Regions from separate parts of the Homo sapiens genome. Here region 2 is linked to region 1. Evidence: read pairs that join two places in POLR2A ChIA-PET (ENCODE). Cell type or tissue: GM12878. All regions are shown on one strand. Each heading gives the region's core, and the rest is flanking DNA. Links, peaks and the distances in the headings are about the cores only. Region 1 overlaps XXYLT1 (xyloside xylosyltransferase 1). Region 2 overlaps XXYLT1 (xyloside xylosyltransferase 1).

Region 1 (15,795 bases), core at 8,293-10,792:
GGGGGCCTGGTTCCCTCTCCCTGCCTCCACATCATTTTCCGCCTCTTAGAAGGTCTTAGCCAGACTCTCTGCTCGACTTTCAATTTCATTTCACATCAGACGTAGTCTCCTGGGTCACTAGCAGCTCCAAGCTCTGCAGCCAAGGGACTGTCTACCCGGGAGCTTTGCAGCCAAGGGACCGCCTACCCACTTCCATGTCCCCAAACTAACTGATGACTCTCTGTCTCCAGCTTTCCTGAGCACCTGCTGTATGCTAGACATTGGACTAATTTTAAAAGCCGAACTCCTTAGCCTGACACTGGGGGCAGCTACTCCCTCCCTGCACCCACCTCTCCTCTCACCAGCTCCCCTTGTACTTTTGTTTCAGCTGCACTGAACCCCTGGCTGTTGCCCACACAGGTGTCTTCCACACTTGGGGCCCTTGAGGATGCTCTCCCTCTGTCTAGGATGCTCTCTCTCTGACTAGGATGCTCTCTCTCTAGCCCATTTTTCTTTCTTTCTTTCTTTCTTTTTTTTTTTTTTTTTTTTCCTGAGGCAGAGTCTCACTTTGTTGCCCAGGCTGGACTGCAGTGGTGCAATTTTGGCTCACTGCAACCTCTGCCTCCCAGGTTCAAGCAATTCTCCTGCCTCAGCCTCCCAAGTAGCTGGGATTATAGGCACCCGCCACCATGCCTGGTTAATTTTTGTATTTTTAGTAGAGACGGGGTTTCACCATGCTGACCAGGCTGGTCTCAAACTCCTCACTTGTGACCCACCCGCCTCGGCCTCTCAAAGTGCTGGGATTACAGACATGAGCCACTGCACCTGGCCTCCAGCCCACTTTTCTATATGCCCTGCTCATTCTTCGAGGCACAGGTGAGATGCTGCCAGTTCCATAAAGCCTCTCTGAGGGCCGCCTGCACCCAGCTGTGGCCCTCACTCCTCAGGCTTGGAGGACAGACGCTTCCCATGAATGCGTGTCTCCCTCTGCAAGGCTATGACCTTATTAGTCAAGGACCAGGCCCTTGACTAGTAAAATATTGCCCAGCCTCTCCCCTCCTAGTCTCACAAATCCAGTCTAGGTAGGGCCTGGCACGGAAACCATTCCTCCAGCCAGTGTCCAGCTCTCTAATTACATCTTGTAGTTTTAAGGCTTGGTTATTATTTTCAAATGATGGCATGAAGCGGAGGGAACTGAAGTCCCTAGCAGGAATAAAACCAAATCACTTAAATTTCCTGGGAAGATAACTTGCTTCTCTTATTGCCATTGTGGAGATAGACTAAAATGTTGGCAAAGTTTCTGTCATTGAGGTTGACTTCTGGCTCCATCACTTACTGGCCAAATGACTTTGCGAAACATACTTAAACCTCTTAAAGCCTCTGTTTCCTCATCTGTGAAATGGGGAGACACCCAGCATATGGGCTATAAAACGAGAACCTCCCCTTCCATGGCATATTTGAGATCTGGGACTCACATGTTGCTATGCAGGCAGAAAGGGTGTGTCTGATAAAGCCTGCCTGCCAGTTCTGACCTGCAAGGGTTTATGACCCCTCTCTTCCTCCTGTTTGAGAATCACTGGCCTTCAGGACCTACTTAAGGGTACTCAGTAAGTAGCTGAGAATACAATGATGTCATGTACACATGACATAATACTAAGCACAGAGCAGCTCCATCAGAGCCCTCTCCCTTTCTCCGTGTCCGATACAAGCCATAACTTTCCTTGGTGCTGTGAAGCCAAAGCAGGCAGTATTTACAGAGCACGGAGAGGTTAAATGTAGAGTGCGCAGCAGCACCACCTCTGAAGCCAGAAGGAATTTGTCCTGGCCTAGAAAGGGAGTGTGCTGTGCAGGAAGGAATCACCTTCTGCCTTGGATGAAGCTGCCACTAGCCCCTTTCTCTTCACGGTCTTTGAGGTTACAGGCAGGTGCACACCCTTACCCCACCCTTTACCCATGTGGGAAAACATGGCTTTGTGCTCTTATCCATGGTGCAGAAGACCAGTGCCGAAAGCCCAATGGCAAAGGTGCAGAAACTGTGGCCAGATTGGAGCTGACCATGTGTGGTTTTGTAAATTGCCAGCTGAAAATAGCTTCCAACAATATGGGGTCAAGGATTTTTGAAGCACCATTATTAAAGCATCTCAAACTTCAGTTTGTAATGCCCCTGTCCCTACATGTCACCCCTTCCCCTGCCCCAGAAGAAAAGTGTCACACCCCACTTTGTTTCTCCCTCCACTTTTTTCTTCCCTTCAGTGCCCCTTCTCTGTCCTGGCCCCCACAGCAAGCTGATGAGGCACCTGGGCACTGTGGCAGGCTGTACCTGTATGATTGAAGGATCCCATTGGCTGCCTGCAGCTAAGCCTAAGCTTGTGGACAGCCTCCTAGGACTCGAACGAGTTGCAGTGTAATCATCTCCTTTTAGACACTCAATCCTGTGCTCATTTCTCAGTTTGAGAACCTGTTTTCTGGGTCCAGGCCTTTCTGATGAAGGTTTTTACCCTTCGACGCCACTTCTAAAAATGGTCTAAAACAAAGAATAAGTTATTTATCTCCTTGGACCTCTGCTTGTTTTTATTTATTTATTTATTTTTCTTGTCCAGGCTGAAGTCTCCATGCCCTTTGACAGACATGCAGTGGCCTTCCTGGCAGCTCCCTGCGTCCTGTGAGCTGCCCACTTCACCTTGTGTGCTTCTGGCCAGGGCTTATAGCAGTGCTGTCGTCCTGTGTGCTTGAACGGTGCTCAACTGTGTGCAAATTGGTTTTACATTCATATTTTAAATTTGCTCCTCATACTAATTCAGTGACATAAGAACGCAGGTGGTTTTATCCTTGTTTTGTAGAAGACACTAAGTTTTCGGTAAGTTGCGTTCACCCGGGGCCGCTTGGTCAGGACTAGAACCCAGGTTCCTGGGCTCAGTCCCCTGCCTGTCCCCTCTGCCCCTGAGGTCCTGGAGTGATGGTTCTTAGACCACATCCTCTATTTCCTGAATTAGGAAATAGCAGCTCTTGAGATGTTTTGCAGTCTCCTACCCAGCCACCTTATAGCCTGGGTCACTGAGTCCCATTTATTTTTTTGGGCCGGGGTGGGTTGCAGTATACAGGTGTATGTTAAAGATAGTCTTTTCATTCAAACCTATAGGAGCACTGAGGGTCCTACGTTGGCGTTTGAGCGCTGTCCGAGTGGATCTCTCATCTCTGTCCACAGTCACATTTGGCAAAGGCTGCATTTCTGCTCTGACGTGTGGGGCTCTCTCCAGCAAAATGATGTTATCGCTTTTCCTCCCAGCATGGTGACGGCCCTGGTGATGCTGTGATCAGTGTGTAATTAAAGGCAGCCGTGCATGGCTGCTCTCAGACTGTTGCTGAGGGCTTCTGATCATTGGGAAATCTCAGTGGTGTAGGTTTTAGTGGAAACTGTATCCAGCCAGGCCATTCATAGCTTCTACACCATAGAGGGAATGTTGGTCATTATCAGAGGGCATGGGTTTCACTTTTTTATGTCTGCAGCCTGAGTCGGGTGAACCTTTCTCTTACCCTAGGGAAGCACTAGAATAATGCCTGCCTGCCTACCTGACTGCCGTCCTGCCATCCCCGTCTGTCCATCCGTCCATCCATTTATCCATCTAAGGTGACAGCAAAGATTTACTGTAGAAAATCTCTTTCCCACAGTAAAAACCTCTTTTCTACAGTAGAAAGCTCTTCCAGTCTGAGTTTCCGTGTCTGCCCCTTCAGTCACAGGAACCCCATCCTGCTATGTACTGCAAAAGCAGCTGACTTCTGCCACAGTGTCATTCCCGTGGGTCTCAGCCTCCTGGTGCTGAGGCCTAGGGACTGTGTTCCGAGCCAGCCTGGGTTCTCCAGGGAAGTGTGGAGGTGCCCAGTGTGTCATCTGCCCTGGAAAATGGAAGCCACTTGTACTTCACTGTCCTCCCTCCCATCTCCCAACACCCCTTTCTCTTCACTGAAATGCTGAACAAACCTCCCTGCCCCTGCTGACTGACTCTTTTTTGATAAGGGGATGGAAAGATAGACTCAGGTGCCTCGGGTCCAGTCCCTTCCTATCCACCTTGGTTTCCTCCTGTGTAAAATGAGAAAGGTGAATTGAACTATCTTTCCTAACTCTAGCAGACCATTATAGATTCTGTTGATATCGTCGCAGAATTCTGGGAATGGGAGGGACACCGAGGGTATCTCGCCTCATGTTGGATTCCGCCTGCAGCATCCCAGATCTGTCAGTCTCAAGCGGATCACCTCCCACAGTGGGGACGTGGCCACTTTCAGAGCAGCCCATTATTTGATGATTGGATGAGTTTGTTAGAATGTCTTTCTGTCTATTAAACCTAAAACAATCTACGCCCCTGTGGTTTCTACCCATTGCCCCTGCCAAACATACTCTGATGCCAAACGAAAACATGTCCTCACACCTTTCCCCACAAAAGTCCTTCAGATACTCAGATTTACAGAAAAGCTCTTATTTACTGAGTCGTCTTTGGAAATAGCTGATAGCTCTTTGCACGTGCGCGCACGCGCGCACACGCACACACACACACACACACACACACACACACACACACACACACCCCTCTTCACGCCATGATGCCAGCCAGTGGGAAATACGGATGGAAAGCGTTTCCTCTCTGCCAGGCTTCCAGAGGCAGGGAGCAGGCCTGTCTGGAGGAACTCTATGCAGACATACATTTCTTACCGGGGAAGCCAGGGCCCCAGCTTGTAGCTTTCTCCGAGTCCCTTCCTGGCATCCTGAAGATTAATCTTGTCAGCTGCTGGGAACACAAATGTGTGTGCTGATTCATTACAGTAGCATGGTATACAGGTCTGTAGCCTGGGAGCAATGGGGTGTATGGTATAGGGGTAGCCTCGTGCTCCTGGGCTACAAACCTGTACAACATGTTTCTGTACTGAACACTGTAGGCAGCTATAACACAGGGGTAAATATTTGTATATCTAAAAATACTTAAATATAGAAAAAGTACAGTACATAGAAAGAGTAAAACATGAAAAATGGTGCCTCTGTATAGGGCATCTACCATCAGTGGAGCTTGTAGGACTGGAAGTTGCTCCGGGTGCGTCAGTGGGTGAGTGTGAAGGCCTGGGACGTTACTTTGCACTGCTGTAAGCTTTTTCTATTCAGGCACCTGTAGGCTATGCTAAATTTATAGAAATAAATGTTCTTTCTTCAAAAATAAATTAACCTGAGCTTACTGCAGCTCTTTTCCTTAGAAACTTTTAAATTTTAAAAACCTTTTTGACTCTTGTAATAACACTCAGCTTAAAACACAAATATATTGTACAGCTGTACAAAAATTTCTTTCTTTCTTTCTGTCTGTCTGTCTGTCTTTTACTTGGCAGGGGTCTCACTATATTGCCGAGGTTGGTCTCAAACTCCTGGGCTCAGGCGACCCTCCTGCCTCAGCCTCCCAAAGTGCCAGGATTACAGGCATGAGCCTCCACACCCAGCCAAAAGTAAATACTTTTTCTTTTTATCCTTATTCTGTAAGCTTTTTTCCATTTTGTAAGTTTTTAATTTTTTAAAACTTTTTTGTTAAAAACAAGCCAAACACATACATCAGCCTAGGCCTGCACAGGGTCAGGATCCCCAAGACGTCACTAGGCAATGGGGATTTTTCAGCTCCATCATGATCTTCTGGCACCATCCTCTGTTCGTGTGTTCTGTCGTTGACTGCAACGTCGTCACGTGGTGCGTGACTGTATACAATGCTGCATGGCAACAAGTTGCCGAGAGTGTGCATCTGGGAGCGTTTGGCACAGCAGCTCGTCCGCCTCTGCTTGTTAGGCGTAGCAGAGGTGACTCAAATATGAAATGTTTATCATGCTGGAAGCTGAACATCTAGTTTTCTTGGTGCAGACACATTCATTTTTAGAGTTCAATAGATGCTGTCACTTATGGGACACATTTCTCCTGAAGGTCTTTGATCACATTTGCCTGTAGAACTTCCAGAAACTCTTGGACACCTATTGAATTCTCCAGTGTTTTCCTTCTTACTTGAGAAGAAAGTTCCCACCCTTCTTCCCCCTCTCCCACTCCCCACCCCAAGGGCTGGCTCAGTTATCCACCTGCCGATGTCAGCTGCTGGTACTCCAGGGCCATTCAGGAAAAATTAATTTTCCTTTTTTTATCAGAGCGTTGGGACTTGCAGCCATCTGTCTGCTCAGCAGGCGGGGCACCTGGGGCTTCAGCCGTCTTTCTCTTCACATTTCATGCCCCTTAATCTGCCTGATTCCTTCTCTTGCCACCCTCCTTCTGTCAGGTCCCTGAGACCATGCTGGTGCTTACACTTGCCCACCACCTCCACCCCAAGCAGGGTTTTTTATTTATGATGTTGTAAGCTTTTGTTTCACTAGAACTCAGCAGGACGATTCAGTTTACAGAATGTAGTTACTTCTGCCCTTGTTAACCAGAAAATCTAGTCCATCAGAATATATGGTTTTGGTAGAAAGAGAATTGTGCATGGAATTAAGCAAATACTTAAAATCTGGCTTCACTTTCTTCATTGGTAAAATGAGAATCATATTGTGCATCTCAGCGTTAATCTGTGTAAACCTGAAAGTGTTCCATATATTTATGAAAGATGATTATTACTAGTCTTTAAGCATCCTGCTTCACTACGGTCTGCTGGCTGGTAGGTGTCAGTTGCAAATCTCCAAGTAAGCCGAGAATAAAACCGTGGCGTTCCTCCTTGGCTCTTCAGCTCTGATTAGGTGTATCCATCTCCCCAGTGAAGGCTGATGTCATTAGTTCCTCCAAAAACTTTGCCTACCTCTCAAACTGCAATTTAAATGCAGTTTAAATTAATGGTGAACAGAGACATAGTTTGTAATAATAACAACTGCTGCTTAATGAATGTGTGTCATGCGCCAAGCACTGTTCTAAGCACTTATTTTCTTTCTTTTTTTTTTTTTGGAGACCGAGTCTCAGTCTGTTGCCCAGGCTGGAATGCAGTGGTGCGATCTTGGCTCACTGCAGCCTTGACCTCCCAGGCTCAAGTGATCCTCCTGCCTCAGCCTCCCGAGTAGTCGGGACTATAGGCGCGCACTGCCATGCCTGGCTAATTTCTTTATTTGTAAAGATGGGGTTTCGCCATGTTGCCCAGGCTGGAGCATTGGAATGTTTAATTATCCCAACTCCATAAAGCCAATACTATTTCTATCCCCATTTTAGAAGTGAGGAAGCTGAGGCACAGAAAGGCAAAAGCTCATGGCCAGCATGTCACAGCTGTAAATGTGGAGGTGGGCTTCAGGCCTTAGCGGTGTGGATCACATGCTATCCTTGTCCTCTGGGTATTGCAGGCTGGCACTGAGGGACCCCACTGGGTTCCTTAGTTCCTTAGGAGTGAGGTCCCGCCTGGCTCCCCCAAGTCTCACTGGCTGGCTTCTAGCATCTTCCTCTTGGGCCTGCTAGATGCTGATCACCTGCCTGGACTTCTGTCTTCATTGGCAAACCTCTTCACTGAGGCCCTCAGGGATAGACAGCAAAGATAGTGTCCTCATTTTATAGAATTTGTCCAAGGTCACAAAACTAGGAAATGGAAGATCCAAGCCTCAAGTATAATTGAGTGTTCTTTTCACTGTGTGGTAATATTATATATTTTGTGATGACTATGAAATTAGCCTGGATATGGTGGGGTCACTGGTAAACATTTACCATAGAGGTTTGTCACCTCCTGCCTGCCTCATCACCCTGGCCCTGCCCCTGCTTGTGCTCTGAGAGTGGTCTTCGCAGAAGGAGGTTCTCAGTTCTCAGTTTGAACTGTTGCTTGCATTGTTGACTTGGGACCACAGTGGAGGAAAGAGAGCGGGAAAAGTGTCCTACAGCTGGAATGGAGCTTTCTGGAGATGCACTTTCTTGCTGTAACAGATTCCAAGCCATTCTTTGTGACTGCTGATTTGTGGTGCACTTTGCTGCAGTTGCAGAAATAGCTGTGCTATAGTTAGCCAAAGGCTATATGTCAGGCTTGCTCTATAACAGCTAGCTGCAAAGCCAAGGCCTGCCCTTACTTGTAAGGTGCTGATGAATGTGGAGCTAGGACTGAAAAATCCACCCGCCTTTCAGGCAAGTCAGATCACCTGTCCCTTTCATGAACAAAGAAGACTGTGTGTGTTTGGAAATGAATGGGGAGACGGAAAGAGGGTGGTTCGGCTTCTGAGTCTAGGGTGTTTGAGCAATGTGGGGGTCAGGTAGTGGGTAATGAGGATGCCTGTGACAAAGCGAGGCTGCTTCCTCAGCAGCTTGGGAAGGAACCGGCCAATGGAGCAGGCCGGCACAAGGGAGAACACTGTTTGGGTCCCATTTCTGAGAATAGGCCGTAGAGGGCACGAGGGATACATTGAAGGAGGGACCTGAATGGTCCTGCTTGCAGAATTTGCAGGTCTTGGCAATGGTGTTGTGTTTGCAGGTCTCAGGCTAAGCAGACCCTTGGGGATCCTGTCACCATTGGGTCCAGCTCTGCCTTGTTTTTCGGAGCGTATGGGACAAAGCCGCAGTTGGTGCAGCATAAAGACCTCTTCCGATCTGGCCTCAAGCTGATCTTTCAGCCTCACTGCCCTCCTCTCCCTTCTCCCTGCACCCTGAAATTGTATGCACGTTTTGTTGTGTATGGCCATGGGTACATTTGTTCAGATTCTTGAAGGTGCTGACTTGAGCCCAGCCCCTCCAGATTGCCTGTTGCCTCCGTTCCCCTCCTCTCGCCTCCAGTGCTTTGCTCAGGCTGATTTCTTAGCATAGCATGTCCTTCCCCAACTCTGGCTGTGGAAACTTACTTCCTTTGTAAGCTGAGCTCTAGCATAGCTACTGGCATGAACCCTTTCCCTGATCTACACTTCACCCGTAAGTAGGAATCACCTCTCCTCTTTCCTCCATTTCTGAAGCATTCTGCTAATGACTTGGTTAAAGCATTTATTTAATCTTACCTGGTGTCTCCACAGCTAAAGGTTATAAAGTCCTTGAGGACCAGCAGGGTCCACCCCATCTTCACTCATCTCTGCCTTTCCCCTCTAAGCCCAGACCTGCCTAGCAGTTTCTAGAAGACAGCAGGCTGCATTCAGATAGTCCCTGTCTACTGAGTGTGATCATTGTCACTTCAAAGCCAGCTCCAGAGTCATCTCTAAAGGTGCTAATGGGCAGCTCCTACCTGTTGGTGGGCATGCTGGGGCTGTACCTGAGGGTCCTCAGAGAGGGACCACAGATCTACCAGGAAATCCTGGCAACTGAGTAGCTTGCACTGAGTATTTGCTGAGACTGGCAGAATGGCAGGAGAGACATTCAAATGGCTAAAAAGCACACAAAAAGATGCTCAACATCGTTAGTCATCAGGCAGAGTGTAAAGCAAAGCTACAGTGAGACACCAGTTCATATCCACTGGTCAGCTATAATAAAAAAAGAAAGGCAGGACAATAACAGGTGCTGGTGAGGAGTTGGAGGCATGGGAACCCGCACTCACTGGTGGTGGGAATATGAAGTGGTACAGCTGCTCTGAAGAACAGTCTGGCTGTTCACAAACTTAGTGACCCTGACCAGCCGTTCCACTCCTAGATAGGTGTACAGAGACCCGAGAGAACTGAAAACATGCGCCCACACACTAACATGCAAATGGACGTTCGTATCAGCATGAGTCATAATAGCCAAACGGTGGAAATCACCAAATGCCCGAGAGAACTGAAAACATACGCCCGCACACTAACATGCAAATGAACATTCATATCAGCATTATTCATAATAGCCAAAAGGTGGAAATCACCAAATGTCTATCAACTGATGAATGGAAAAGCAAAATATGATGAAATGTTATTTGGCCATAGAGGGAATGAAGAATTGATACATGCCGCAGCACGATGCACCTTGAAAGCATTAAGACGAGTGAAAGAAGCCCGTCACAGAAGACCGCACTATATGCGTCCATTGAGATGAAATATCCAGAAGAGGCAAAAATGGTTGCTTGGGGCTGGGGCAGGTGGTCCAGGAGTTTTGGGGGAGCGATAGCTAAAGGGTACGAGATTTCTTTTTGAGGTGATGAAAATATTCTAAAATTGTGTCATAGTTACACAACTCTGTGAGCATACTAAAATCCACTGAATTGTACATGTTAAATGGGTGAATTGTATGGAATTTAAATTATGTGTCAAGAAAGCTGTTACCAAAAAAAGAGAGAGAGAGAGGGCAGGAGGTTGTAAATGGCTGCCGTATAAGTGCAGACTTCAGTGTTCACGCTAAACTCTGCTGTCCCTCTCTATGTTAGCCGCGACCTTCCCCCCACACAATATTTTTTCCAGGGTAGAACAAGCATTAAGTACTGACAGATCTGTATAAAGTCATTTTTTAAAAGATGAAAATTTTTATTTCATTTTAATGATTTAGTTGCCTTTTTACTTTCCAAGAGAATGAAAATGACTCGTCTCGCATGGGGATGTTTTTCTTGGCCACTGGGACAAGACGGTTCTACTAATCTTCCAGTGTTGGCGCATGCTTTCATTTATTCAGTCAGCCAGTCATTCTTGCACAGCAAATATTTATTGTGTACCAGTGTTTTAAGATTTGAAGAGACAGAAATAAAAGTCTCCACCTTCAAGGAGCTTATACAAGGGGGGAGACATTCAAGTAAGCAAGTAACAGATAAGTATTGTGATGAGGGGCTCTAAACACATAGGAGAGGCCCAATTAGAGGTAATCAGGGAAGGCATCAGGAAGAGGTGACATATTGGAAGGAAAGCAGGAGTTGGTCAGGAAGAAAGGACATTTTAGGTCCAGGGAGCTACAGGAGCAGTGGCTCAGGGTAGTTTAGGGAGCTATGAGAGTTTAGTCCAGGAGCCCGGGGTGTGCAGGTAAGAGTGCTGGTCCAAGGAGTCAGACACAGAGGGCCTCATAAACCATGCAAAGGCATTTGTGCTTTATCCTGGTGAGGATGGGGAGGTCTGGTTTCATTTTCATTTTAGGATGTTGACATTGGTTGCATGGTGGAGATTAGATTGGAGAGGAGTGAAAACATGAATACCTGGGGCTGAGATGAGATTTAAGGGGGGCAGCTGGAAAGGAGGATGAATGCGCTATGGGTTAAGGATGCACTGGGGGTTCTGGCTTGGGCGCCCTGGTGGGTGATGATGTGGTGTGTCAGGTAGGAAGGGATGTGCAGGCGTTTGTCAGTCATTTGCCTCCCTGGGGGGCTGTACTGAGGCTGAGCTATCAACACTTCCCTGAGCAGACTAGGACTGCATGCTAGAAAGGGATGGAAGTGTTCTGAGTCTGCCTCCCACCAGTGGTGTGGCCATGTGCCGTCAGCTTCCCTGGCCCCGTTGCAGGTTACAGGTCCTCATGGGCCCTGGGCTCCTGGCATGCCAGGCTCTTTCACTTGCCTGGACCTTGGGTTTCCCAACTATCTGTATGAGGAGACGGATGTTTGGATGTTTAAGCTCCCTTCTAGCTCTGATACTATGTCAGCCTATGTGATGTACACATTTGCACAATTACCTCTTTCAATGATTTATATAATCATTTCACAGACCCTTCAAAATTCATTCTGATCAATCAAATATCTTACTTTTTATTAATACTTCCTCTTTCTACATGGCGTTTTGCTCTTCAGAAAAATTACACACACACACACATTTTGTCTCACTCTGTCACCCAAGGTGGAGAGCAGTGGCATGATCATGGCTTACTGCAGCCTCAACCTCCTGGGCTCAAGTGATCCTCCTGCCTCAGCCTCCCAAGTAGCTGGGTCTACAGGCACGTGTCACCATGCCCAGCAAATTGTTTTGATTTTTTGTAGAGATAGGGTCTCAGTATGTTGCCCATGCTGGTCTTGAACTCCTGGGCTCAAGTAATCCTCCTGTCTCGGCCTCCTAAAATGCTGGGATTACAGGCATGAGCCACCACACCTCACTATTTTTAAACTTTTAGCATTGTCTATATTTTCTTTATTACATGCCACCTCGAAATCTTTGCAAGTAGATGGGGCCTGAGGAATAACTAAATCAATACAAATACGTGAATTAAAATTTTGATTCCAGCACCTTTTTAGCAAGTCCATGGCACCCCTGGAGGAACTGACAAAGACACCCAGGAGTAACACAAAACCAAATCTACGGATGATGCTTGAGAGTCAAATCCGCCGTGTGAGGTACTCCCCAAACTTAGATTCCAGTTTTGCTGTGTCTCCCTTCCTAAGGCCTCTCTTTTAAGCACTGATCTCTGAACACTCATGTTTACCGGGGAGCTGTGTTGGAGAAGGCTTTTCCCAAAGCGAAGACTCTTCTAGAACGCAGATGCCCACCCCAGGTCCCTCAGGTTCTTCCCACCTCTACCCCTGAAGACTTCTTTCATTTTCTTAGCCTGGCTCTGAAAATCCACAGAGGGAACATTCTGTAAAATGGAGGTTGCTGCACTTGAGTTACAGAATGGTACATGGGAAGATGAAAAGACCATTTCCTTCTGCTTCCCTGTGAGAGTCTTTCGGACCCTCTGTTTTATAACACCATAACTGCATCGCAACCAGGCAAGAAAATCAAATCACCTCCTACCAGATTTGTAGTGTTTTTCCACCAGGCAGCCAGGTCAGAGCAGAGGGCCCCTGGGAGGCTGTGCCTTTGCTCCCTCCGGCCACCTGGCAGATGGGGTGGCAATGCTGTTGAACAGTCTTGTCTTCTCTAGGGAGGGGAGTGTTGGGATCAAATTGAAAGAAGGAGGAGGAGCCCTCCAGGGATGTCTATTTTTTGTATCTCCTTTTTCTCACAAATGGACATTCTGTCCCTGCGTGCTTCCTTCCTGTGCAGAATGTCAAGTCTTTATGCCCGGTTGGGTTTTTTGCCGAGACTGTCGCAGAATTGAGAACACCAAAGGTAGAAGGCCAAATCCATGGGCTCCTTTCTAGAGAGCAGGAACTGTGCCTTCATCACTTTTATATCCCCAGTGCTTGGTACAATGCTCTGTTGTACACAGTCCCAGCAAATATTTGGGACTACTGTAAATGAGTGAATGAATGAATGAATGATCACAGAATGACCAATCGCATTTACCAGTGGGAAGGCAACTTCTGACCTGCCACAGGCCAGGACAGCGCCAAAGAGGGTCAGGTGCGGTAACGAATACCCCACCGCTTAGCTCTGTGGCTACTGTGGTTTCCGCAGGCCTGGGTCTGGCAGCCTTTCATTCACGGCCTTATCCTGCCTCACGCAGCACTGAGTGGGCCTCTCGACCTCACCTGTGTGTTAGGGGTAGAACTCAACTCACTAAAGAAAAGAAAACTGCACCAGCTTGCCCAAGGCGGGTCTGCAGTAAACAGAAATTGAAAAATAACCTTATGGCATGCATGTGATTTGGGCGTAGGTCACTGTTGACATTTTTCATTTGCTGACTATATAGCAGAAATGCCTCCATGTGGTTTTGGGGGCACTCCTTGTGTCTTTCTCAGTTATCTCGGGGTATCGTGAACCTGTGGAAGAGCTGCTCCTGCCCGCACCTTCCCTGTTGAGGGCAGTGTTGTCTGGGCGGGGTTCTGGCTGCTGCGGGAGGTGGATGCCCGCTGGAGCGGCTGTGACTGCCTAGGACTGTCCTCACGCAGGTCTCTGCCAACACCTGCTACCAGGTTGGCGCCAGCAGGGCCTCTAGGTCTGATCCCATCTCCTGGCCACAGATTTTGATCATGAACATTTCAACTTATTTCCAGGCAAGATTTCAGTTGAAAATCAATATGGCTTCTTCGCTTCATTGAGATAATTTGCATTTGGAAGCGTGGGGCCAGGGGATTGATTGAGCTTGAGTTCTGATGGAGGATGACCCCCCACCGAAAGAGTTTTGAATCAGGTGGTGGGGAGGGCAGATGTCACAGCCCTTTGCTGCCCTTCCTGGGCTCTTCCCCATTGCCCACCCCCACCAGGCTTGTGAGCTCATATCCTGGCCTTGTGAGCTCCTTCCTACGCCCCTCCGGTGGACAGGCTAGGGCTGCCCTCCTGGTCCATGGCCCTACCTAAGGAGAGCCTGCTCTGGGCTGCTCTCCCAATTCTCCAGCCCCGCAATGGAAGGAAATGGGGATGAAAGGCCCAGGCCCCAGGCTTCCCCCACTTTTAGGACTGTTTGGTCGAAGGTCGAGGAGTAGAGGCCAAAAGCATCATGTCCAGGCCCCTAGCTGAATATCAGTTCAGCTCCCTGTCGGAGCCGGGTCCCCTCCCCTGCTCTTGGGGACAGGTTTAGCCTAGGTGTCTCTGACGTCACTGTCTTCCTTGCCATGTGGCCCCTTACACACCTCTTTTTTCTCATTCTTATTTTCTCTTTTTTACACATTCTCTTTTTTCTATCAGCTTCTTGAGGGCGGGGATCAAGCCTTTCATTTTTTTCTCTTTCCCTGTAACTGCTCAGTAAATGTGTAATAAATGAATAAAGAATGGGTTAGCTTGAAAGAAGCTGAGATGCCATTTATTCGTACTGCTCTTTTCCCTCTGTCCTTCAAATAACCCGGGACAGCCTTGTGCACCCGCAGCCTGATAGAAAATACAGATGTGTGCTGCGTCCGTGAAAAACGCTGCCAGTGCCGGCTCAGACTCCAGCCTTCCCGGAGCCAGCCCCTGTCCGTACGCTGCTTGGCTCTAGTGGGAGTTGTGGTCCCTGGAACCTGGCTGACTGTGTCCCGGCCAGCGAGGGCAGTCTTGTGATACTGGAGGTTGATGTGGGGTCCACACTCCCACGGGGTTCAAAGTGTCTTGGGTTTTTGGAAGTTGACAGTAAGGCATGTGCTCATTAGTTTATCAGTCTGTCAGCAAATATTTCCTGAGCACTGCCTGCTTACCAGACACTGTGCCAGGTGCTGGGGCTGCGTTCGTGAGCAAAACAAACGTGGTCCTTGCCCCCACGGAATTCACAGTCTAGAGGGGGAGGCCTAGAAACACTAGACAAATTATCAGGGGAAAACAAAGTTATTCTGTGCCAGGCCCAAAGCCCCAGAGCTCTCTCATGCTGCCATCGCAAACCATTTCCCTTCCAGGTGAGTCCTAGGTCTTGGATTTATACCCATCGTTCTCCCAGAAGCATCTCAGTCCAGCCCCCAACCATCTGGTCAGTTCCTGTAGAAAACCTTGTCATTTTCCTTAAAGCAGCTGACAAGCACCTAGAACATTGCCGTTTAGTATGAGGGACTCTACCTGAGATCTGGCTTACTGCGTAACCACCCTGGCCCTCTGTCTCTTTGTCTGTAAAATGAGGGCTGTGGTCTAGACCCACACTTCTCGAGGTGAGTTCCATGGAACACCAATCCCAGAATGTGTCCTGGAAGAAAAGGGTGTAATGATCAAGTAAGTTTGAGAAATACGTACATTTTATTCCCCCTCTTCTAGATTCACGGAGCACACTAAAGGCTCCTAGAAGTCCTGAAGTACACAGTCCTGTCTAGCTTTGTTGAGCGTTAGCTTTTTTAAGCTTTTTGACCCAGATCCCTTTGTTCACATGATACCTGTTTTCCTGAGGCATTAGGACCCTTGGAATTTGCTGCAAAGGTCTTTGAAGGGCCTTCTGCTCTGTGTGCTGGAATTAGGGTTCTGGTGATGTCCTGGGCGGGGGACAGAAGTTGATATGGGGCAGTGGCCCAGACCCTGTAGCATCTGGTGCCCCCCTTTGTGATTATCGTGCCCGCGTCTGAGGAGATGGCTGGCTGTGAATTTCCTGCAGTGGGCTCCGGAGACATTTAAGATGCTCACTGGTGGTGGCACTGCCTTGGAATCCGCAATCATTCTTAATTGGTCTCAGAACCATCAGCTGGCGAAAGCATCTGTCAGGGGAAACTTGAGCAGCGTTCAGAG
Region 2 (15,795 bases), core at 8,798-11,297, 120 kb before region 1:
TTTTATATGGCAGTGTTTAGAGAACAGTGCATATTTTATCAAATGCATTTAACAGTGGCATTCTTTTAAATTGTAATATACTCATGAAAACAGCTGTAGTAGTTTGTGTACCAATGTATGTTTCTTATGGAAAACTTTATGATCACAGATCTAAGGGGAATAACTTTGTATAGTATTGTATCAAATACAATAAACTCTGGAGAAGCCCGCAAGTATGTGTTGAAATGATAAGGCAGAGCCTTGGGGTCATGATATAGATGAAATACACTGATCGACGGGGATTTATAAAATCTGTGGGGGCCTCAATGCACGGATTAACTGCTCCAGCTTTGGGTATCAGTCATTCCTCATGACTTCCTGACTGTTCCTTGTTCCTGTAGGCCATATTTTAAAAAGATAGATAATTACTTTTTTTTTGCAACAAAAATTGAAATATAATTCATGTACCATAAAGCTCACTCATTTAATGTATACAATCCAGTGGTTTTTAGTGTATTCCCAAGGTTGTACAGCTATGACCACTGATTCTAGAACACTTGTCACCTCAGAAACCCTGTATCCATTAGCATCACCCTCCGTCCTCCTGTCTCCCCTGCCCCTAGAGACTACAAATCAGCTTGCTCTCTGTATAAATGTGTCTCTTCTGAGTATTCACTACAAGTGGGCTCAGCTAATATGTGGTCTTTTGTGTCTGGCTTCTTTTAGCCTAGTGTTTTTAGGGTTCATGTTGTAGCATGCATTAATGCTTCACCCTTTTTTATGGTTGGATACTATTCCATCGTATGGATAAACCACATCATCCATTCATCAGTTGATGGACATTTGGGTTGTTTCCGCTTTGAGGCTATTATGAATAATGCTGCTGTGAACATTTACTTAGAAGTTTTTGTGTGGACATATGTTGTCACATCACTGGGGTATAACCTAGCAGTGGAATGGTTAACTCTGTTTAACCTTTTGAGGAACTGCCAAACTCAGTAGCTATACCATTTTACATTCCCACCAGCAGTGTATGGAGGTCCTGATTTCTCCACATCCTCACCAGCACTTGTAATCATCCATCTTTTCAATTACAGCTATTCTAGTGGGTGTGAAGTGATATCTCATTTTAGTTTTGGTCTGCATTTCCCTAATGACAAATAATGAGACGATTACATGTTGCTAAGGACAACTACATACATGTATTTGGTATTTTTTAATATATTTACCGAAATGCATTTTCTTAAAAAAACCCCAAAAAACAGTTACCTTGACTTTCCCCTCCTTACCCTGTAAGGTGTTACAACATCGCTAGAAATGGGCATATTCCGAGGACATGGTTTGGACATTTCTGACGTGTACACTGATGTGCCTGAAGTCAGCAAGGGGATGTTTACCAGTATGAAGTCTTGATGAGGAGAATAATAGTAGCAACATTTGTTCCCCTCCCCTCCCCTTTTTCTTTTCTTTTCTTTAATTTCCTTTTTCTTTTCTTTTTAAGATGGAGTCTTGCTGTGTCCCCCAGGCCAGAGTGCAGTGGTGTGTTCTCAGCTTACTGCAACCTCCATGTCCCATGTCCCGGGTTCAAGCGATTCTCCTGCCTCAGCTCCCGAGTAGCTGGGATTACACAGGCGTGCGCCACCGTGCCCGGCTAATTCTTGTATTTTTAGTAGAGACAGGGTTTCACCATGTTGGCCAGGCTGGGCTCGAACTCCTGACCTCAGGTGATCCGCCCGCCTCCGCCTCCCAAAATGCTGGGATTACAGGCGTGAGCCACCGCGCCCGGCCTGTTCAGGCCTTTAGAATGTATAAAAGTGCAGACGCCTCACTTGAGCGTGGCTGAGGCTGGGGAAAGAGGTGTGGCATCCCTGAGGCTGAGAGCAGGTGGCTTACGGAGCTCCCAGAGCAGCAGGAGGCACTTCAGGACCCCGCTAGCAGCTCTGCCAAGGGGCTGTGGGTGTGGGGATGAGGGCAGGGCTGTAGCCCACCTGACAATCTGTCATCCGCCTGCCGATGACACCCCCAATAAATCCATTCAATATGAACCAAAACTGCGCTTTCTGGGAGTGCAGCTTCCCTCTCATCTGCTTCAGGGAGCGCTGCAGGTTCGCCAAACATCGGAACAGGAAGGAAGCTCTGGGCGTAGTGTCCCCCGTCCAGCTGATACCCTGGGCCAGAAAGGGGCAGTGACTAAGTGCCACAGCGAGCTGCCTTTAGAAGCAGCCAGGCACCTCCTCTGCTGTTTGAGGGAGGTGATAGCAGCAGCCCCGTCTTTTTCGGAGGGGTCGGTTGAGAGGTAGCCCACCCTAATACCCACAGCGAAGGTGGCAGGGCCTGTCGTCTTCACCTATCCTAGGGGGCTTCGCCTCCTTGTCTCCTCCTGGATGTGCCTCGCCCGGGACGGGAGGATGCAGTCCGACCTCCGGGAGGCAGAATCCGCGCGGTGTCCGGGGCTGGCTTTCCAGGTGCCCCGTGCCCGAGGCTGCCCAGGGGGGTCAGTGTTGCGGGAGCCGGATGGGGGCTCCGGTGCAGGCACAGGTTTTGTCCTGTGCTCCGGGATGTGCGCTGCGGGCTCCGCGGCTGCGGTCAGCACGGGGCCCCCCGTCTGGAGAGGAGGGGCCGCGGGCGTCGGGCGTTGGGCGGGGCTGGCCCCTCCTCCGCGGCGCGGTCCCTCCCCCGCCCGGGGCCGACACACGGGCCGAGTGCAGTGCCCCGCGCGGCCGCCTGGGGGCGCCGCTGCACCGCGTCTGCGCGCCCGACCCCCGGCCGGCGAGGTGCGCGCGGCTGCAGCCCCCAAGCCTGAGGCTCCCGCGGGGTGTTTTTTTTCCTCCTCTAGCCCCGCCCGCCCTTGTGGTTTCGAAAGCACTGAACTGAAAGGCAGTCGGCGGGGCTGCGGCGGGCGGTCATTTCCTTCCTGGGCCGCCGGTAAACCGGCTTTGATGAGCCCTTTGGACAAGGCGGGGCCGAGCCGCTGGGACGGGCGATGCGGCAGCACGGTCGGAGGGAGGCTGCGTGGGAGGCCCGTCGCTCCTGCCTGGTCCTCCCCGGGGCCCCAGCCACATCCTTTCCAGTCCGCCCGGTCCCCGTCACACCCGGCGGGCCTCCGCAGCCAGTGTGGGAAACGTGTCTGTTGGAGCCGCGTGGTGGGGGTGGCCCCTCGGTATCCTGGCGCCGGTGGGGAATTTGGCAAAAGACCCGAGGCCGCCAGAGGCCGGCTCCGGGGGCCGCCCTGGTGCTGGGTCTGTCCCTGGCGCTGGCCTGGAGCCCGGCGTCCTTAATTGCGGGAGGGACTCGGATGCCACCTTACAGGCCTGTCGCACGCGACTGTCCTCGCGGTGAGATGAGGGCTTCCCAGGCCTGTACCTGGGGCGGGAGGCCTCTCCCTGGGAGGAGGAGCCCGGCCGCCTGCTTGCTGGAAGGGCCGCCTGGCAGGGCCCGAAGGCCTCCCTGCTGCCCTTCCTCACAGCCTTCCCATCCAGGGCTCTTATCTTTCGCCCTGGGACCACTCACACCGTCGTGTGGGTTGTGGAAGACAAGTCAAGATGACCAGGGCCTTACCCGCAAGCCACAGGGACCTTGACTTCACGGCTCTGACTCTGAGAGGCCACTCTAACTACTTGCCTGTTCTGAGCAGTGGAGCTAGGCCTCATCAGCTGACAGAAAGCCTGCTGTTAAGTTAATGTGTTTTAAATTAAGGCCATTGGTTTTATTTATTAGGGCGATGACTGTTAAGCAGCCCCGATTAAGCCATCCTCTGCTGGTGGGACTAGTCTCCCAGAGGCTGGCCCCTGCGGCCCTGCTCAGGCAGGCCTGGGGATAGCACAGCTGTGCTGCCGGGATAACAGATGAAATGAGACAGCTCACAGCCTGGCACATGGCAGGTGCTTGGTCAACGGTGGCTGCTAATAATGGTACCGGAATAGGTGTGTTGGGAACTGACACCCTGCTGTTGTCACTCTAGAAAGCGCATACCTGTTTATTCACCATGCTGATACCGTTGATTCAGTTGGAGGGCAGTGCAGCTAGCTTGCAAAACAGCTTTCTGGCCAGGTTTATTTCCGGTGTCCCCGTGTTCTTGCAAGTCTTCAATTCTCCAAACTACGGTGTTTTTTCCTTCTCTGACACTCCTCCCTCCCCTACCTCTTGGCAATATATTGTTTGCCTCTCTCTGAAAGCACAGGATGCCTTAGCCTTATTTGATGTTCAGGGGCATCCACACTTTCTCTTTCCTGCTGGAAGGAAGAGGCTCATCTTCATCACGTCCCTTCCCCAGGGGCCCTAGCCCTACCTGGCCCTGGACAGAGGCTCTGCAGTGCTAGCCGGCCTGTGCTCTGGAGTGGGAGCTGCTGCTTGTCAGGATGATGAAGCCTTTGTAGTCTTGTGTAGATGACAGAGTCGCCTCTATGAACGTTCCTTAGTTTCTCGAAGGTTCCAATTCAAATTTGTTTATAGTAAATGGTGCACAATTATACAATTTCTGGTCAAATTTTGATGTTTTGTTTCCCTCTTACTGGTTTTTGATTTGTTTTCTTGGTCTGATTGCACACAGTAACTGTTTATAGTCATTTTTGGGCATCAGCCAAGTGTAAGCTGTAAATGACTTAAAAAGGCCGGGCCTCTGGGGAGACGCTCATGGATCCACATAGCCCCACATACTCCCAGAGCCTGCTCCTATGCCTGGCTGCCACACTATCCCCCTGAGTGGGGTCTCTAGCCTCACCCTCTGTGGCTGTTGCCTCACTGAAGGCTGTGAGGTGGCCCTGCTTTTGCCAGAGCATCACAGCAGCCCAGGATGTGACCTCTGTGTGACCGCTCAGGTGGCCAGGCTCCCTGAGTCCTGGTCAGCGTGGGATTCTGCAGGGGCTTCATAGGCTCAGCAGGTGGATTTGTCAGTCTGAAAAACCTGCACAAGATCAGGCATAGTGCAGGCTTTGCTTAGGGCACCCTTGGCCACCTGCTGTCTAGGGGGTAGGAAGACACAGGGTCGAGGATTGTGGGTGTGCCGGGGCTGCTTTGTGAGGATGGAGAGGCTGGCTGGGGGGCAGGGAGCTTGGAGGATATACACCCATGATACGTGGGTAGCATGTGACCTGCCCACCTTAGAGATGAGGGAACTCAGGCAGCTGGAGCCACAGACTGGCTCTGTCTTCTGTCCCTGGCAGGAGAGTCATGACCAGAAGATGGGGCAGAGGGGGGCAGCTGGGGTAGGGCGGCCTGGCTGGGTGAGTGTGTGGCTCTCTGGGTTGGCAGAGAGTCAGCAGTAGCCAGGACTCTGGAGCGGGAGCCACAGGGAGAGCTACGGGGCCCGTGCCGGCCCAGCCAGGATGTACCTGGCTGCCATGGTGATCCACCTGGCTGGACTGCCTGGGGTTGTGGTGTACCCCGGCCACTTCCCATCTCTGGGACTTTGCTCAGGGGCTTCTTCCCCGGATCACCCATTCCTCCCATCTTCATCTGATTAACTCGCCTTTCATGATGAAGCTCGGACGGTGCCAGTTATGTGGGGACCTACCTCTCACCTCCACCCTGGTGAGCCCCTTTCCCCTGGCTCCTGCCGAGCTGACACTGGCCCTTCTGCCAGCTGCTGGGGGATGAGCACTGTGTCTTATTTCATTCTGTGTCTCCAGGATGTAGTGGCGCAGGGCCTGGCATGGGTAAGACTGCATAGGCTCGCACACTGGAGGAGCTGGATGCCAACACGGTGGGCAGTGGGGTGTGAGTGCAGCCATGGAAGGCCGGGGTGGGATGGCTGGGCACCGATGCCCGTCAGATGTCCTGTGCACATGCTGCTCAGACTTGCGGGACATGGCGTCCTTGGCCGCTTACAGAGGCCTCAAGCTTGTAAAGAAAGCTTCCCGGTCCCTCTTGTCACGGGTTCTCCTGCAGAAAGTCATCCAGCCTGACACTAGCCATGAAGTGTCAGCGGTGTTTTGGGTTTTGGAACTGTCCCCCTTGCATTACCATGAAGAAATGCTGATGCTGGCCCTTGGGAGGTACAAGGGGCTTCACTTGTCTCCCTTACCTGAGAGCCCTGGGAAGGTTGCTTGGTCTGCCTAGAGCCCCGGCTGGCAGGCAGTGCCCTGGGCAAGCTCTTCAGCCTGCACCTGCCCCTGGGCGCTCACTTCAGCTGGAGTGTGGTGGACAGAGTCCTGCCCAGATGTTATTGATCCTGAGTTCTGGGTCTTCCTCTGACCCTGGCTTCTGTTAGCAAGGCCTTCTGATGTCTTTGCCTCAGTTTCTCATCATAAGAGGAGTGGGGACGCTCCGGCTCTGAGTAACAGTCTGTTCTCTTCCAGGCGTGTATAAACAGTGCTGGGGGCTTACAGAGCTCATGCCCTTTCCAGACCCCATCCTGAATGTGCGGGTGAGAAGTTGCGGGGTGTGAGGAGGCTGCTCTTCCCCTCTTTCTGGGATAATCCCTGGAATGACCCTAGGTGAGGCTTCCGTGCTGACTTCCCTTCCGTCCTCTGGGAGGTACTGGTTCGTTTCTCGGGCCCTGCCCTGTGCAGGGCCGCACCTCAGGCCTGCGCGGAGCATGAGGGCGAGGGACTTGGAATGACCAGAGCTGTCTCAGGTTTATCGTCACCGTCAATGAGCCACAGTTGCCACCATCGCAGGAGACCCTGGGTGGCAGGCACCATGCTGGATCCTGCTTTTCCTCCCTCATTTAACCTTGGAGCAGCCAGGCCTGTGAGGGGTAGCTAGTCTCCCCTAGGAAGAGGCTGCACAGATGAGCTTGCTCGGAGCCATGATTGGAGTCCGGCTTGCTGATTCTTCAGCACTCTGCCCGATGCCTGTTGATTTTGGCGGTTTGTTCTTGTCCCTCCAAAGCCAGGAATGCTCTGTGAGAGCTGGGGCCCCACCAGAAGGGTTCCCACGGTGCCCCTGTGCCTGCTGCTGGCTGGGTGGCCTCTTCCCCTGGTCAGCTGGGTGGCACAGAACAGGGGAATCCCAGGGCTGCCCGGGGTGGACCTTCCCTCCCTCCTCCAGGAGCTGCCCATAGAACAGCAGGGAGCCTCTTTCTAGGAGGTGGGATTTACAGGCTGAGATGTTGGAGCCCCACCTCCCTCATTTAGCTGCAGAAGAGGTCTGGGTTGGAGGGAGTCCAGACTCTGGTCCTGGAGTTGAGTCTATTCATGTTATCCATGAGAAAACGGGGGCCCAGAGAGGCCAAGCAACTTGCTCAGGGCCACACAGCTGCTCAGTGGACAAGGGAGACTGGGAGCAGCTCTCCTGTGCCCTCTCTGGTTCCCTGCACTCATGGTCTCCCTGCCTGCCTTCCCTTGTGTTCGGAAGCCAGTTCTACGCTGTGCTTGCTCTGTGCGCCGGTTTGTCTTCTGTTTTGGTTTCTAGCCTGACACAGCTTTTGGATCTCACCCACTTGTGACTCCCTGCAGTCGTCTGTGTTTTGTGGACAATGAAAGGCTTTGCTCCACGTCCACTGATCGGCTGCTCCAGAAGGAAGCTTTGCAGCCTCCTCAGCTGCAGGCCCAGAGTCATGGCTCCCTCCAACCCATTGCCTGGCCCTGCTCAGCCCACTTGGATGGAGCTGAGTCCCCAGCCCGACTGGGTCCTGCTGGGGGCTGAGCTCGTGGGTGCGAGCCGTGTGGGGTAGGGAACCCCGCTGCTGTCTCCCACCTGGCTCTGCACTCCTGCAGCCCCAGTCCTGCCGTGACTGTCACAGGGATCTCCAGGCCTGGTCGGCGGCTCCCTGTTGTGCGAGCATGGTACTCGGAAACCGCCTTTTCTGCTGGTTTAGTCCGACTGAAGCTCCTTGCTGAGGGACTGCATTCCCTCTGCAAACCTATGGCCTTATGGGTCTTTCTGATGCTGCTGTTATCCCCTGCTCTGTCCGCAGTGCTGGTGAATTTCCCAGCCTGGGGCAGTTGGGGACAGGGTCCGAGTCTGACTTCTTTCTCTTTCCTGTGCAGCGGGTGTGGGAATGGGCGTGTGTCTCTTGAATGAGTATGGTGTTGGCTACAGATGGGCCGCTTTAGATCCTGGCTCTACCTCATCTTTCTGGGAGGTGGGGGGTAGTTGTTTACATTCTCTGAACCACCTCCTCTCTGTAGCAGGGGCCCAGTCCTATCACCTGCCCCAAAACATTGGTGTGAGGGCGACGTTAAGTGACTGAATGTGCACAGCGCAGCTGTTTGTGCTTGACGCGTGCTAGGTGGACCCTTAGGCACTGCCCTGGCCCCGTGAAGGCCCTGCAGGTCTGTGTCCCACCCTTGGTGGCTGTGCCCAGCTTTAGCATGCCACCTCATGGTCCTGCTCAGTGGCTCACCTGCTCACCCTGTGTCAGGTCCCAGCCTGGCGCAGGTGGCTGCCCCTGAATCTGGGCCTTGCGAGCCTGTTGCCTGGATGCCCAGGTTCCAGATGCTTCACCTTGGGAAACAAAAGAGCAGTTTTGGCACAGAGATCCCGCAGCCTACAGACTTAATTATGCCCCGTGGACGTGCTGAGCAAGAGTGAGAGGGTGACTGAGCCTGCAGAGGGCTCTGTGTGATGCCATGTGGCCCCCAGTTTCCTCACAGGGGAAAAGGAACAAGCTTCCGGCTCAGGGAATGGCTTCCCAGGAGCAGATGGTACTTTGAAAATCACCTCGTCAGGCTTCGAGCCTGCGTCCTGTGGTTGGGAGGGTGAGGGGCGTGTTGTTTCTGCTGCTGACCCCAGTTTCAGGGCAAATTTAACCTGTGGTCAGTGCAGGGTGGGGCTTTGGTCCCAGGCCCTGGGGCTGAGGCCCTGGAGAACCTGCCAGGCCTGGGCAGTCACTGCTGACGTCTGTGGCCAGAGTCTCCAAGCGCTGAGGGCCCCCTGGGGCCTGATTTATGGGGGTCTTTGGGGGACTTGTTCCAGCCTGGAAATGTGAGAGGGAAATCTCCCCACCCCAGTGGGGGTGCCCCCTGGTGCACAGCTGGGCAGTGGGCACCCCCGTGACTTGTCCGAGAGCACCGTTTCCCTCTGGTGTTACCCTTTAAAACTCACTTGAGGGAAGAGTGATTGGCTACATAGTTGAATTTGCTGAGCAGCGTTTGCAGAGGATGTAAACTGCCAGGTAGGCTGGCCCTGCTTACTGGTCTCTTCTTTGGGCTCACTGAGTGACTGAGTGGCTTTCGCTTTGATCAGAAATGTGAACAGGCCGGGCGCGGTGGCTCACGCCTGTAATCCTAGAACTTTGGGAGGCCGAGGCGGGCGGATCACCTGAGGTCAGGAGTTCGAGACCAGCCTGGCCAACATAGTGAAACCCCGTCTCTACTAAAAATACAAAAATTGGCCAGGCGTGGTGGTGGGCACCTGTAGTCCCAGCTGCTCGAGAGGCTGAGGCAGGAGAATTGCCTGAACCCAGGAGGCGGAGGTTGCAGTGAACCAAAATCACAACACTGCACTCCAGCCTGGGAGACAAAACTCCTTCTCAAAAAAAAAAAAAAAAAAGAAAAAAAAAGAAATGTGAGCAGTTGAAGATTTTAGAACTGATGTGGCTCTCAGAGAGTTGGGAGACATTTTAAGGCAAATGCAAAATGAAAACGTGTCTTTTGCTTAAGGCTGTGTCTTAAGCAGGGGCCTTGGGAAATGAAACGGGATCTTGCCGCTTCGCCTCCTGATTTCTGGAGCTGTTGACTTCTCAGCCTTTTTCTGTGACATGTGCAGCATCTGGACCTGATTTACGGGAGTCTTTGGGGGATTTGTTCCAGCCTGGAAATATGAGAGGGAAATCTCACTGCCCCAGGAGAGGAGTCAGTGCTTAGGGCAGCCTTCCCTGGGCCCCGGGGAGAGGGAGGGTCCAAGAAAAGGGCAGGAGAAAGTGCTTGGAGAAAAGCGGGCAGCTGGGGTGCAGTGCCTGGGCTCCACGGAGAGCCCTTTGTGACTTGCTTCTCCAGGTAGTGGAAAGCTGTAAATCTCATTCAACAAACCGTCTTCATTTTCCCACGTTCCCTTGAGCCCTTGTTTCTTGCAGGCCTAATTTGGATAGAGCAGGGGAATTTTGTTCTCTACTCACGTTACTGAATAGGGGACCCACCTGCGGTGGCGTATGCCATAAACGCCTCCCCGCCTCGCCGCCCCTGCCCTGTCTCCAGCTTATTGTTCATATCACTGTAGCATACGTTATAGTCATATTTCTTTTGTAACCTGAGCTGTGAGTTTCTGTTTTTTTCACACAATAAATAACACCACAGTGAATCTCTCTCTCTCTCTCTCTCTCTCTCTCTGTGTGTGTGTGTGTGTGTGTGTGTGTGTGTGTGTGGTTTTTTTTCTTCTTTTGAATTGTTCCCAGGAACCTTCCTTGATTCTCCACAAGAAACACTTCCCAGTCCTATGTGGTCCTGTTCCCACAAATTAACACATGTGAAGATCAGGTCTATCAGGGCTGCTCCTCAGTGCCCACTCTCTTGCCTCTTCATTATAAAGAATTTTTCCTGCTAATTTATATTACACAGCCCCGCTTTTTGCCTCTCACGATATATTTTTTAGATGTTAAAAAATTTTAATTCTAAAATAAGCCAAAACAGAAAAATGAAAACAAAAAAAGTAACAGATATCTTTGTTTCTACTGTGTAAGTTAAATAGGTGCTAACATTTTTCTCTATTTGCTTAAGATTCTTTTTTTAAGGAAATAAAATATTATAGACGTAGCTAAAGCTCACTCTATTTCTTCTCCATCCTACTCCCTCCAGAGGTATTTACTGTCACAAATAAGAAGTTGGTGTTTTGTGCAATTTGTATGTTTTTAATTTTTACCACATATGTATGCATAAAATATATATGTATTACTGCTTTGTATGTTTTCAGCAGTTATGTAAACAGTCTCATATATCCATTTGACATTTCATTGTGAGTATGAGATTTCATAGCCTTATGATTTTGAGATTTATCTTTGCTGATACATGGAAGTCTTGCCCTGTCATTTTAATTGCTGTGTAGTATTTTATTGTGGGTGGACCTCCGTTTACTCATTTGCCTTCTGAGAGATGGCCGGGTGGTTCCCCTGTTTTGTCACTCCCACTACTGTGAACACCCAGGCGAACAATGTGCTTGAGGCTCTCCAGGGTCACGCCTGGAAGGGGCTGCTGGGTCCTGGGGTGTGTGCATCTTCTGCTTTGCAGGACCCTGGTGAGCTCCCCTCCAGGTGGCTGTTCCCCTTCCCATTCCATGTTCTCTTGAGCACTTGGCGGAGACTCCCTTTTATTGGTGTGGGTCTTGCTGCCTTTGAGGCAGGAGGTAGTAGAGGCTTGGGGGCAACTTTGGAAATAGGATAGGAGGGAAACTTTGAGAGCAGACCTGCGTGGCTCCTTTGTGCCACCTCAGACTTCCTGGCTGTGCAGACACTGGGGCCAACCTTCCGAGAGCGTTCAGAGTCTCTGTGGAGGGTAGAGAGGAGGGTGCCTCCAGCTGCAGGCGGAGCAGCCCCTCACTGAAGTCTGGACCCGGTGCTCAGCGCAGCTTCACAGGCGTCTGTCCTGGCCTCACTCCCTTCATGGGCAGGTGCAGGGCTGTATGAGAAGGGCCGGGGGCCTGGCTTCTGGGCTGGCTCCTATAGGGACCTGCTGCCTAACCTGTGGATAGCCCCTTTCCACCTGGCTGGGCCCCGCCTTCCCTGTCAGAAACACATGGGGTCACATGAGTGATTTGGGTGACCGCTTGGCTCTACCCATATTGGTCATCCACTTGATTTTTGCAGTTAGCAAGTGGTCTCTGCTTTTCCTAACCATGGTCTGCTAGGCTTGAGCCTTGGGGAGCCAGCAGGTGGGGTGGAGGTGGGGGACCTGCCCGCGGGGCAGCAGGGGCCTCGTGCGAGGATGACTTGGCTGTCTCCTTCCTGCAGCTGTGCTCAGTGAGATGGTCTGTGCTTTCATGTAGCTTGAGGGAGTCCTCAGATCCCAGGGCCGTCTGGCCAGTGCACATTTATGCCGACAGAGGGAAGCCTAGGTTGGTCCTTGTGGGTCATTCACAAAAGCCAGAGGCAAACGAGTGCTGCTTTGAGATGAGCATTTTTAAGATCCATGTAACCCCGTCCAGTATTGCTGCTATCTGAAGCCATCATTCAGCCTGGGCATCTACTATGTGCCAGGTGCTGTCCTGGGAACTTGGGTGTATCAATGAACAGAAGAGACAGAACAGGTGAAAAGTCCCTGCCTTGTAGCGCTTACATCCTGGCAGGAAGAGGACTAGATGAGCTGTTAAAATGTCTCGTTTGCTGCCTGGGAGACAGTGAAGTAGGGGTTCATAAAAGGTTAGGTTTCATTTCTTTGTTCCATGAAAAGCAGATGAATAAATCATATAGTATGTTAGCAGGTGAGTACATTATACCGTGTGTCAGCAGGAGAAGAGGACCAGGAGTATGGGGGTGGTTGCAGTGTTTTTTTTTTTTTTTTGAGATGGAGTTGCACTCTTGCCGCCCAGGCTGGAGTGCAGTGGCGCGATCTCTGCTGACTGCAACCTCTGCCTCCTGGGTTCAAGTGATTCTCTGGCCTCAGCCTCCCAAGTAGCTAGAGTTATAGGCATGTGCCACCACGCCCAGCTAATTTTTGTATTTTTTAGTAGAGACGGGGTTTCACCACGTTGGCCAGGCTAGTCTCAAACTCCTGACCTCACGTGATCCATCCACCTCGGCCTCCGAAAGTTCTGGGATTACAGGTGTAAGCCAACACGCCCGGCCAGTTGCAGTTTTTAATTGGATGGGCAGGGAAGCTGTCACTAAAAGGTGACATTGAGTGAAGACCTGAAGGAAAGAAGGAGCTGGCTGGGCAGCCCTGGGGAGGAGCATCTGGGCAGCAGGTGTGAGGGGCTGCTGTGTCGGAGGCTCAGTGCAGTGTGGCCTGGGTGAGCACAGTGGACATCAGTGCCAGAGCTAGCAGGAGGAGGGCAGCTCCCAGCCTGCATCAGAGTGAGGATTCCAGCTTTGACTGGGTCAGAGGAGGAGGGCTCTGGCCTCCGTGTGGAGAGTAGAATGCTGGGGAGACCCTTAGGAGGCCATCACCCTGGCTCTGGGGAGAGAGGATGGTGCTTGGCCTGGGGAAGCTGTGGTGGTGGTGGGTGGTGGAGGGATTCTGGATCCATCAGGAAAGGGCCGCTACTAGGTTGGGATGTTGAGGTTTTCTCCACTAGAGTTTATTTATGCGTGGACTTGAAGTATGTGACATCAAGAGGGCTACAGACCACACGTTTACCTCTTTTGACAGCGCTTGGGTTTGTAGTGAGCAGGCTCAGTGGGAGCTGTGCCCCTTAATGAAGGAGTCAAATAGGACAAGTGAAGCGAGGGCAACCCTTGTGCCTGAAAGGTTGAGTGTGTTCTGGAATCGGCGAGACGTGGGCTGAAATCTGGGCTTTGGCCATCGACCTAGTCACCCTGGGCAGGGACCTTCCCCTCTCTGGCCACGACTGCCTCCTTTCCACGGGGCATGGTTATGGTGAGGATGAGATGAGCTCATGTCCATCTACGTTGCTGCCTGACATGTTTCCTTTCTTTGTGATCCCATGAAGAGCAGGTGCCAGTGTGCCATGTGCCTGTCACGTGCCATGCGCCTGGTGTGAGCCGCGTGGCCATTGTGTGCTGATGTGAGCCGTATGCCTGATGTGAGCCCTATGCCTGTTTTATACAGCATGGTGCTGCTTAGAGAAGTGCCAGATCCTGAACATCGCCTGGTGGGTGTAACCTTTTGAAGTTACAGGAAGGGATTTAGTTAGAGGCTTTAGATGAGACATTAGGTGAATTAGGTGAGTAGGTTCTGACGTCAGGCGGGGAAATCAGCGTGTTGAACTCCCCCTGGCTGCTGGTGCCGCACTTGGCCTTTTAAACAGTGTCTCACCCACAAAAGGAGGCGATGGATGTGAATAGGGCATCTACAATTCCGTCTGCATGTTTCCTTCCTGCATTTTCCCAGTGCCCTAGAGCTGTCTGCAGTATTACCTACTTAACGTATATTTTAATTTGGCTCCTGTATTAGTCCATTTTCACGCTGCTGATAAAGACATACCCGAGACTGGGTAATTTATACAGGAAAAAGGAGTTTGTTTTTTGAGACAGAGTCTCACTCTGTCCCCCAGGCTGGAGTACAGTGGCGCAATCTTGGCTCACTGCAATCTCCTCCCTCCGAGTTCAAGCGATTCTCCTGCCTTAGCCTCCCGAGTAGCTGGGATTACAGGTGCCTGCCACCACACTCAGCTAATTTTTGTATTTTCTTAGTAGAGACGGCGTTTCACCCTGTTGGCCAGGCTGGTCTCAAACTCCTGACTGCAGGTTATCCACCCGCCTTGGCCTCCCAAAGTGCTGGGATTACAGGTGTGAGCCACTGCGCCTGGCCAAGGAAAAAGGGCATTTTAATGGACTTACAGTTCCATGTGGCTGGGGAAATCTCACAATCATAGTGGAAGGCAAGGAGGAGTGAGTCATGTCTTACATGGATGGCAGCAGGCAAAAAAATAAGAGAAACTCCCGTCTTTTGTGGTGGTGTTGTTGTTCAGGGAAGCGGGAGCTGTGCAGGGAAACTCCTCCTTACGGAACCATCAGATTTCATGAGACTTACTCACTTTCACAGGAACTGCACGGGAAAGACCTGCCCGCACGATTCAGTTACCTCCCGCCCAGTCCCTCCCACAGCAGGTGGGAATTCAAGATGAGATTTGGGGAGAGACACAGCCAAACCATGTCAACTCCTTTTTCTTCTTCTTTTCTCCTTAGCCCCTCCTGAGGTAGTATCTGTTGAAGTCAAAGTTCTAAAGCTTTCTTCTTAGTACTTTGCACAACAGTATAAGCCTGTAAGTATCTAAGTGGTTGGTCCGTGTGCCCACAGGACGCCCTTTTGCACCCCTCTGGATGTGTGTGTACCAATCTCAGCGAGCACTGGATGAGCGGCTTTGTGAAACCCAGGAGAGCAGGCAGCCTTGGAAAGTGGCTGATAAGGTTTGGCTGTGTCTCCACCCAAATCTCACCTCAAATTGTAATCCCCACGTGTCAGAGGAAGGGCCTGGTGGGAGGTGATTGGACCACAGGGGCGGGACTTCCTCCCTGCTCTTCTCGTGAGAGTCAGTGAGCTCTCAGGAGATCTGCTGTTTGAAAGTGTGTAGCGCTTCCCCCTTCTCTCTCTCTGTCCTGCTGCACTATGGTGAGATGTGTCCCTTCCGCCGTGATTGTGTGTTTCCTGAGGCCTCCCCAGCCAGGCAGAACTGTGAGTCCATCAAACCTCTTTTCCTTATAAATCACCAAGTCTTGGGTCCTTCTTTACAGCAGTGTGAGAACAGGCTAATACAGCAGCTGAGCCTGCCCTGGGGTCGGAGGGTTCGAGCCTGGCAGGGCTGTCTGGGGATCATGGCTCTCCCCCTTGGGCTCCAGCTGTGTCCCCAACCCAGAGAGCCAGGAAGGAGGTGGGGGGCCATTCGGAACTGGGGCTCAATGCCAGTTTCAAGAGAGGCCGGCCCCTAGAGGAAGCTGTGCACGAGGGTGAGGTGCGGAAGATGGGGACGAGCCTCCCGGCCCAGGCCACCTTCCTGCCTGCGGGACAGAATCTGGCTCAGTGCCTCCTTTGGGTGTTACTCATGGTAAAACTGCAGTGTTCTTTGGAGGTCATAGGTCATGGGATGGTTCCCACACGAAAAAAGGACAAATCGAGGAATCTGGCTAAGAAGCCTTCACGGCCCTCCCACCGCTCGGCTTGGTGAATACGTGGACTGTGACCGACCACCCTCAGATTTCACAGTGAAATCCTGGAACGGCCGTTCGCCCTCTTCTCCCATCTCACCTCCTTCTTGTCTTTCCCTCGCTGCCATACCTCTTCCCCTCCTTTTTGGGGTGGAACACATTATTTTGTAGAAAAACGG

What was found. ChIA-PET counts read pairs that join two places held together with the same protein. Peaks named below come from ENCODE experiments on the same cell type or tissue, not always from the same donor. Only the 100,000 strongest peaks of a DNase experiment are listed, where the experiment ranks them.
Region 2: POLR2A ChIA-PET joins it to region 1 with 43 read pairs; 6 of 35 experiments call an interaction of 5 or more read pairs at or near these places.

What each region holds. Positions count from the first base shown.
Region 1 is chr3:195,123,591-195,139,385 of GRCh38, reverse strand. All of the region lies in intron 3 of XXYLT1 (xyloside xylosyltransferase 1), which reads left to right. MIR3137 (microRNA 3137) reads left to right here and starts at 4,806; the gene lies at 4,806-4,880. RefSeq lists enhancers at 1-344, 5,878-5,957, 7,709-7,818, 9,060-9,369, 9,510-9,889 and 3 more and a silencer at 14,512-14,806. In GM12878, for the core only: no CTCF peak of the experiment used is centred there; a DNase peak (open chromatin) is centred at 9,605; H3K4me3 peaks cover 1,738 bases; H3K27ac peaks cover 2,500 bases.
Region 2 is chr3:195,247,123-195,262,917 of GRCh38, reverse strand. All of the region lies in intron 1 of XXYLT1 (xyloside xylosyltransferase 1), which reads left to right. LOC124909475 (a long non-coding RNA gene) reads right to left here and starts at 2,571. Exons shown (of 2, transcript XR_007096225.1): 1 at 1,269-2,571. RefSeq lists silencers at 2,383-3,322, 6,645-6,819, 11,023-11,072 and enhancers at 8,577-9,364, 10,154-10,203. In GM12878, for the core only: no CTCF peak of the experiment used is centred there; a DNase peak (open chromatin) is centred at 10,015; H3K27ac peaks cover 1,894 bases.